Regions from separate parts of the Homo sapiens genome. Here region 2 is linked to region 1. A link is a contact called in ENCODE POLR2A ChIA-PET data. All regions are on one chromosome and are shown on one strand. Each heading gives the region's core, a stretch centred on a gene start or an enhancer-like site at or near the end of the contact. The rest is flanking DNA. Distances are from core to core; before and after follow the strand shown.

The links. ChIA-PET counts read pairs that join two places held with the same protein, here RNA polymerase II (POLR2A).
Region 2: POLR2A ChIA-PET joins it to region 1 with 22 read pairs in PC-3. The contact joins the promoter of FBXL12 here to the enhancer-like site in region 1. POLR2A ChIA-PET finds 5 or more read pairs at or near these places in 2 of 52 experiments (PC-3 and activated B cell).

The regions. Positions count from the first base shown.
Region 1 is chr19:7,413,772-7,417,603 of GRCh38, forward strand. The region is part of intron 10 of ARHGEF18 (Rho/Rac guanine nucleotide exchange factor 18); the gene reads left to right. Among named protein-coding and RNA genes, the nearest start is that of ARHGEF18-AS1, 21 kb to the left of the region's middle. Within about 2 kb of position 1,565, at least 7 of the 41 ENCODE cell types and tissues checked have a DNase peak (open chromatin) inside an H3K27ac peak, as active enhancers do.
Region 2 is chr19:9,817,142-9,820,470 of GRCh38, forward strand. FBXL12 (F-box and leucine rich repeat protein 12) reads right to left here and starts at 1,938. Exons shown (of 3, transcript NM_017703.3): 1 at 1,587-1,938; 2 at 1,404-1,476. The coding sequence starts at 1,672. LOC124900430 (small nucleolar RNA SNORA70) reads left to right here and starts at 2,813; the gene lies at 2,813-2,953. It also overlaps the pseudogene RPL10P15. RefSeq lists silencers at 1,430-1,589, 2,040-2,129, 2,350-2,499.

The DNA.
Region 1 (3,832 bases), core at 315-2,814:
TGGTCGTGAGGTAATCATCTTTTAGCCATGCTCATCGGTGGATGGAAGTTCACAAAGCTGTTAATTAATGGGCTGATGTTAACTTAGTAGGAAGCCACCCACGGTTCTGTCCTCTGCTGTGTCTCGGTCAGTCATTTAACTTGTAATTTGGGAAGATAAAGATGTAGAAAGCTTATTTATCAAAGCTGGAGATGACAGACAGCTATAGGGGTGGCTTTAATCACCAGGTGACAGAGTGAGTACCGGGATGCTTAGATTCCTGCGCGTGGGTCTAAATCAGGGTTTCCCAGCCTAGATACTGTAGGCATTTGGGGCCGGATCATTCTTTGGGATGGGACCTACCTGGGCACTGCAGGGTGCTGAGCAGCATCCCTGGCCTCCACCCACCAGATGCCAGGAGCACCCCTCTTCCCCCCTCACTCCCATAGCAACCAAAAATGTCTCCAGACTCTGCCAAATGACCCTGGGAGCAAGAATCACCCCTGGTAGAGAATCGTTGGTCTAGATAAGCAACCATATAAGTACAGGATGGGGAAATAGAACCTCATGACAGCTTGTGAGGAAACAACTTCGGGGTTTCAGTTGATCGTTTTTTTAAAAAGTCATAATAATACTAGTTTGAGGGCCAGGCGCGGTGGCTGATGCCTGTAATCCCAGCACTTTGGGAGGCCAAGGCGGGCAGATCACCTGGGTCAGGAGTTCGAGACCAGCCTAGCCAACATGGTGAACCCCATCTCTACTAAAAATACAAAAATTAGGCTGGGCACGGTGGTTCACGCCTATAATTCCAGCACTTTGGGAAGCTGAGGCAGGCGGATCACAAGGTCAAGAGATCGAGACCATCCTGGCCAAGATGGTGAAACCCCGTCTCTACTAAAAATACAAAAATTAGCTGGGCATGGTGGTGCGTGCCTGTGATCCCAGCTACTCTGGAGGCTGAGGCAGGAGAATCGCTTGAACCCGGGAGGTGGAGGTTGCAGTGAGCTGAGATCGCGCCATTGCACTCCAGCCTGGCGACTGCGAGACTCTGTCTCAAAAAAAAAGAAAAAAACAAAAACAATAAAAATACAAAAATTAGCCGGGTGTGGGGGCAGGTGCCTGTAATCCCAGCTACTCGGGTGGCTGAGGCAAGAGGATCATTTGAACCCAGAAAGCAGAGGTTGCAGTGACCCGAGATCGTGCCACTGCACTCCAGCCTGGGCCACAGAGTAAAATTCCATCTCAAAATAAATAAGTAAATAAATAAATAAAATAATACTAGTTTGAGCCAGTGATTATGATACAACTGTGTTCTCCCCTCCCCCAAAATAAAAACCACGCATGCCATTCAGCTATTCTGCTCCCAAGACCGCTTTCAACAAAGCTGGACCCAAGGACCTTAGTTCCATCCCTTATCCCATTGAATCTCCAGGCAGCTCCATTAAACCACCTCCCTAACCCTGCTCCTGGGCACTCCTGGGTTCTCCCGGGCTTCAGGTAGCACCTTAGGCCCAAATGTCCACCCCTTGCTTAGAGCGCCCTCCTGAGCGCAACACCCCGTGCCAGCGGCTGCCTGCTGCCGAGCCCGCCACTCTGCCCCCCACTTCATGGCCCCTGCACCGCCCCTCTCTGCCACTCTCCACCCTGCCCTCGAGGTCCCGGTCCCCCTGCGTCCACCAGCAACCCCTTCCAGTGTGCCCTGCTCCCCACGCTGCAGCCATCGTTTCGAGAAGCAGAGCTCATCCAATCCTCCACATAAACCTTTCCGTGGCTTCAGGTTCAATGACAAAGTGACTCTCCAAGGGCCCCCAAGGCCCATGGCAGAACCTCCTGGAATAAGACATTCCCTCCACCCTGCCCTTTCCTTTCTCTGACCGGTCCAGACCAGGTCCCTCCCAGACGTCCTCTCCCTCCCTCCCTGAAGCGCGTATTTGTTAAGCACCCACCCACCACATGACAGGCCTCGTGCCAGCCATGACCACAGAGACCCGCAGCTCCTGGAGTTTCCCTTCTAAATAAACAAAACTACAGTTGAGCCTTGGGATTTGCAGAGTCAGTGTTTACCCTTTTGAAGATATACCCAGGAGTAGAATTGCTGGATCGGATGGTAATTCTTTGTTTAATTTTCACCCGCTTGCTAAAATTTCTCTGTAACCGCAACATGAATCCATTCATATTGGTGCAGAGTGGAGAAAACTTGGAGTTCCCACACAGGTTCCCAGCTGAGGCTGAGCGAGGCGACACTCCACCTTCTCGTTCAGCCTCTCACACTGTAAACACATGCCCTGTTGAAGGTCTATGGAGTACCACGGTTTTCGCATTTGTGTGCTTCTTGTTGGTGATGTTAATGTTGAAAATGACCCCTAGCTGGGCGAGGAGGCTCATGCCTATAATCTCAGCACACTGGGAGGCCTAGGCAGGAGGATTAGTTGAGCCCAGGAGTTTGAGACCAGCCAGCCTGGGCAACATAGCAAGACCCTATCTCTAAAAAAAAAATTTTTTTTAATTAGCCAGGCATGGTGTCACACACCTGTGGTCTCAGCTACTTGGGAGGCTGAGGCAGGAGGATCCCTTGATTCCTTGAGCCCAGGAGTTCGAGGCTGCAGTGAGCTACGATCACGCCACTGCAGTCCAGCCTGGGCAGCAGAGACCTCATCTCTAAAATAACAATATAATAATAAATTTTTTAGAAAATAAAATGACCTTCAAACGTAGTGCTGCAGTGCCAGCAAGTGCCCCTGAGTGCAAGGAGGCTGTGATGTGCCTCACGGAGAAAATTCGTGTGTGTGTGTGTGTGTGTGTGTGTGTGTGTGTGTGTGTGTGTGTGTTTTGGGGTGGATGATATTTTATTTGGGTTTTTTTTTTTTTTTGAGACAGAGTCTTGCTCTGCTGCCAAGCCTGGAGTGCAGTGGCACGATCTTGGCTCACTGCAAACTCTGCCTCCCGGGTTCACACCATTCTCCTGCCTCAGCCTCCCGAGTAGCTGGGACTACAGGTGCCCGCCACCACGCCCAGCTAATTTTTTGTATTTTTAAGTGGAAACGGGGTTTCACTGTGTTAGCCAGGATGGTCTCGATCTCCTGACCTCATGATCCGCTCGCCTCAGCCTCCCAAAGTGTTGGGATTACAGGCGTGAGCCACCATGCCCGGCTGTTTTTGTTGTTGTTGTTGTTTTTTGAGATGGAGTCTCACACTGTTGCCCATTCTGGAGTGCAGTGGCACCATCTCGGCTCACTGCAGCCTTTGCCTCCCAGGTTCAAGCGATTCTCCTGCCTCAGCCTCCCAAGTAGCTGGGATTACAGGCACGCACCACCACACCTGCGTAATTTTTGTATTTGTGGTAGAGACAGGGTTTCACTATGTTGGTCAGGCTGGTCTCGAACTCCTGACCTCAAGTGATCCACCCGCCTCAGCCACCACCCAAAGTGCTGGGATTACAGGTGTGAACCACTACACCTGGCCTGGATGATATTTTAAACAAGGTGGCCTCTGGGGCTTCACTGAGAAGGTGGGCAGGTCAGACAAGATGGCTTACCACCTGTAATTCTAGCACTTTGGGAGGCAGAGGGAGGAGGACTGCTTGAGGCCAGGAGTTCAAGACCAGCCTGGGCAGCATAGCAAGACCCTGTCTCTATTTGAAAATTATACATTTAAAAATAAAAGTTGGCCCAGCACAGTGGCTCACACCTGTAATCCTAGCACTTTGGGAGACCAAGGCGGGCAGATCACTTGAAGTGAGGAGTTGGAGAGCAGCCTGGCCAACATGGCAAAACCCCATCTCTACTAAAAATACAAAAATCAGCCAGACGAGTGGCGCACGCCTGTAATCCCAGCTACTCGGGAGACTGAGGCA
Region 2 (3,329 bases), core at 688-3,187, 2.4 Mb after region 1:
ATATCATGAACCAAGAGAGAAAGAAACATGTTTTAATGAATCTTCTCAGGCGGCTGAGGCAGGAAGATGGCTTGAGCCCAGGAGATGGAGGTTGCAGTATGTTATGATTTTGCCACTGCCTGGGTGACAGAGTGAGATCCATCTCAAAAAAATAAATTAGAAAAAGATAAACTGCAGAGCATAAATGTTATGGGCTACTTTTGACAGAGGAATCAAATCTTCCTTGCCAAATTTAGACCCGTGTGGGTCAGCAGAAATTGACTAGAAATAGTGGCCACCGAATGGTAACTCACAAGGGTAGCAGTTAAAGTTGGTAAAATTTTAAATGCACACAAAACCAATGGACGAATCAACTTTTCCTCGCAAAACCAACAACTAAGTTTCAACAACTGAGAAAAAGTTTCATATTATCAGGCCAGACACTGTGGCTCACACCTGTAATCCCAGCACTTTGGGAGACTGAGGTTGGGGGACAGCTTCAGTCCAGGAGTTCGAGACCATCCTGGGCAACATAGCAAGACTCTGTCCTTAAAAAAAGAACTTCAAAAGCAACTGTATTAAAGGGAGTTACAGATGGATATATACAGTAAAATTGTTTAAAAGTAGAACACTATCTAAATAGTAGAACAGCATTACCCGAAGTTCAGAAATACATTACTAACACTATAATTGTTTTTGGACACACACATATGAAGTAACGTAAAAGGAAGGGTGCAAATTCACTTTATAATAGCAATTATCTATGAAGACAGTTTCAAAAAGGGCAACAAATATATCTATAAATGTTTTGAGCCAGTTGCTGTGGCTCATGCCTGTAATCTGAACACTTTGGGAGGCTAAGTCGGGAGAATCACTTGAGCCCAGGAGTTCGAGACCAGCCTGGGCAGCATAGTGAGACTCCGTCTCTACAAAAAATAAAAAATTAGCAGGTGTAGTGGCGAGCGCCCGTGGTTCCAGCTACTCAGGAGGCTGATGCGAGAGGATCGCTTGAGCTTGGGAGGTCGAGGCTGCAATCGCACCACTGCACTCCAGCCTGAGCAGCAGAGCGAGACTCTGTCTCAAAAACAAAACAAAAACTTGATAACATAGTCATAAATTAGCATTTATCGAATGATAAATATGTGCCAGACTGTTCTAAGCCCTTTCCCTGCGTGATCTCAGTGAAGTCCCATAATAGCCCCGTGAGGCAGGTACTGTCCTTTATCCCCATTGCAGGGATGAGGAAATTGAGGCCCTGAGGTCGAAGAGGAGCTGGTAAGCGATGATGCCGAGATAGGCCCCGGATCGCCTGGCTCTAAATCCCCAGCCCGGGCCCCGACACACAGTCCCAGGGTGGGAGAGGTGGTCTTCGGGGTCCGGGCACCGCGACCGCGGCCCAGGCCCGCCCGGCCAGCTGCGCGTACCGTGTAGAGCGTCAGGTCGACATGTCGCCACAGCCACCGGTCGTCCACCAGCCTCTTCCAGCGGTGACAGACCCTGGGGGAGGGGACGCGCGGTTAGAACGACCCCAGCCCCGGGCCACATCGCATCTCCAGGTGCCAGCTGCGCCCTCCGCCCTGCCCTTCCCCCCGGAGGCGGGGCCGCACCTGGAGATGCGGATCCGGTCCCGTACCGGGAGGTAAGAGAAGATCTCGAGCAGGACCGAGTCCGGCAGTTCGACCAAAGTCGCCATGATCCCGCCGACACGCACTTCCGCTTCCGGTTAAAGAGACCCGAGGGGTCCTGGGGGCGCCGAGGCGGCTGACAGGGCGGCGGCCGCGACCTTCCCGTAGCCGGTCGAGAAATTTGACCTTCCTCTCGCTGGGAAGTGATTCGGTCCCAGGGCCGGACCAGCCGCGGATGGGGACCAGAAACCAGCCTGGAAAGCGTGGCTGAGGCAGTGAGAGGCTTGCGGGAGGTGGCTGAGGCGTGATTTGGCCGCGACTGGGAACTAAGACCAAGTCCAGAAGGCGGGGCTGGAGTGAGGCGAAGCTCGGAGGCGGGGCTAGAGACGAGGACCAAGTCCGGAAGGCGTGGCCGGGGTGGGGTGAGGATCGGAGGCGGGGCTAGAGACCAGGACCAAGTCCGGAAGGCGTGGCTGGGGTGGGGCGAGGATCGGAGGCGGGGCTAGAGACGGGGACCAAGTCCGGAAGGCGTGGCTGGGGAGGGGCGAGACCCGGGGACGGGGCTAGAGGCGAGGCCCAAGCCCGGAAGGCGTCGCTGGAGTTGGGCGAGGCTCAGGGGCGGAGCCAGAGAACGGAACCAAGTCCAGAAGGCGGGGCTGGGGCGCGGCTAGGGGGCGGGGCTAGAGACGAGGACCAAGTCCAGAAGGCGTGGCTGGGGTGGGGCGAGGATCAAGCCCGGAAGGCGCGGCTGGAGCGGGGCGAGGCCTAGGTGGGGCTGCAGACGAGAACCACGCCTTGGAGGCGTGGCTAGGGCGGGTAGAGGCTCGGACAACCGCTGGAAGGCGGGGCTGGGGCGGGGCGAGACCTTGGGGGCGGGGTTGACGACGAGGACCTAGCCGAGAGGTCGTGGTCTGGACGGAAACCAGGCTGCAGCAGGACCAGGCGCCAAGGGCGTGGCTGGGGAGCGATGGAGACGCTCGGAAGGTGGGGAGCGGGGGACGGAGACAGGGAGAAGACTACGCCATGAAGGCGTGGTTGAGGCGGGGCGAGGCCTGTGGGTCTGGCCCCGAGCGAATGGCTTGGTAGAGAGTCAGAGAACTCTATTTTTTTACTTAATGATGCTTCTTGATGTCTATGCACAAGGATAAATTTGTATTACTGGAATATCGTGGCCAAAGGACCTGTTGAATTTTTCACTTTCATTGATACTACAGATATTTTCTGAATTGGCAAGTCCACCAAGAAACTATAAAAATGTGTGTGTGCAATGGCTGCACACAGCAGCTTCCTTGGTAGTGTACGCAGCCTGTTGGTTGTATGGGTTGCTCTAAGGGACCTTGGAGACAGGCCTTTCCGATGGATGTTCATGTTTCTAACCTTGCACTACCACAATGTAGGCTCCAAACAGGCATGTGAGGTGCCTTTGGAAAGCCCCAGGGCACTGTGGCCAGGGTTGACATTGGCCAAGTTATCATGTCCATCCGCACCAAGCTGCAGAACAAGGAGCATGCGATTGAGGCCTTGCGCAGGGCCAAGTTCAAGTTTCCTGGCCGCCAGAAGATCTACATCTCAAAGAAGTGGGGCTTCACCAAGTTCAATGCTGATGAATTTGAAGACATGGTGGCTGAGAAGCGGCTCATCCCAGATGGCTGTGGGGTCAAGTACATCCCCAATCGTGGCCCTCTGGACAAGTGGCTGGCCCTGCACTCATGAGGGCTTCCAATG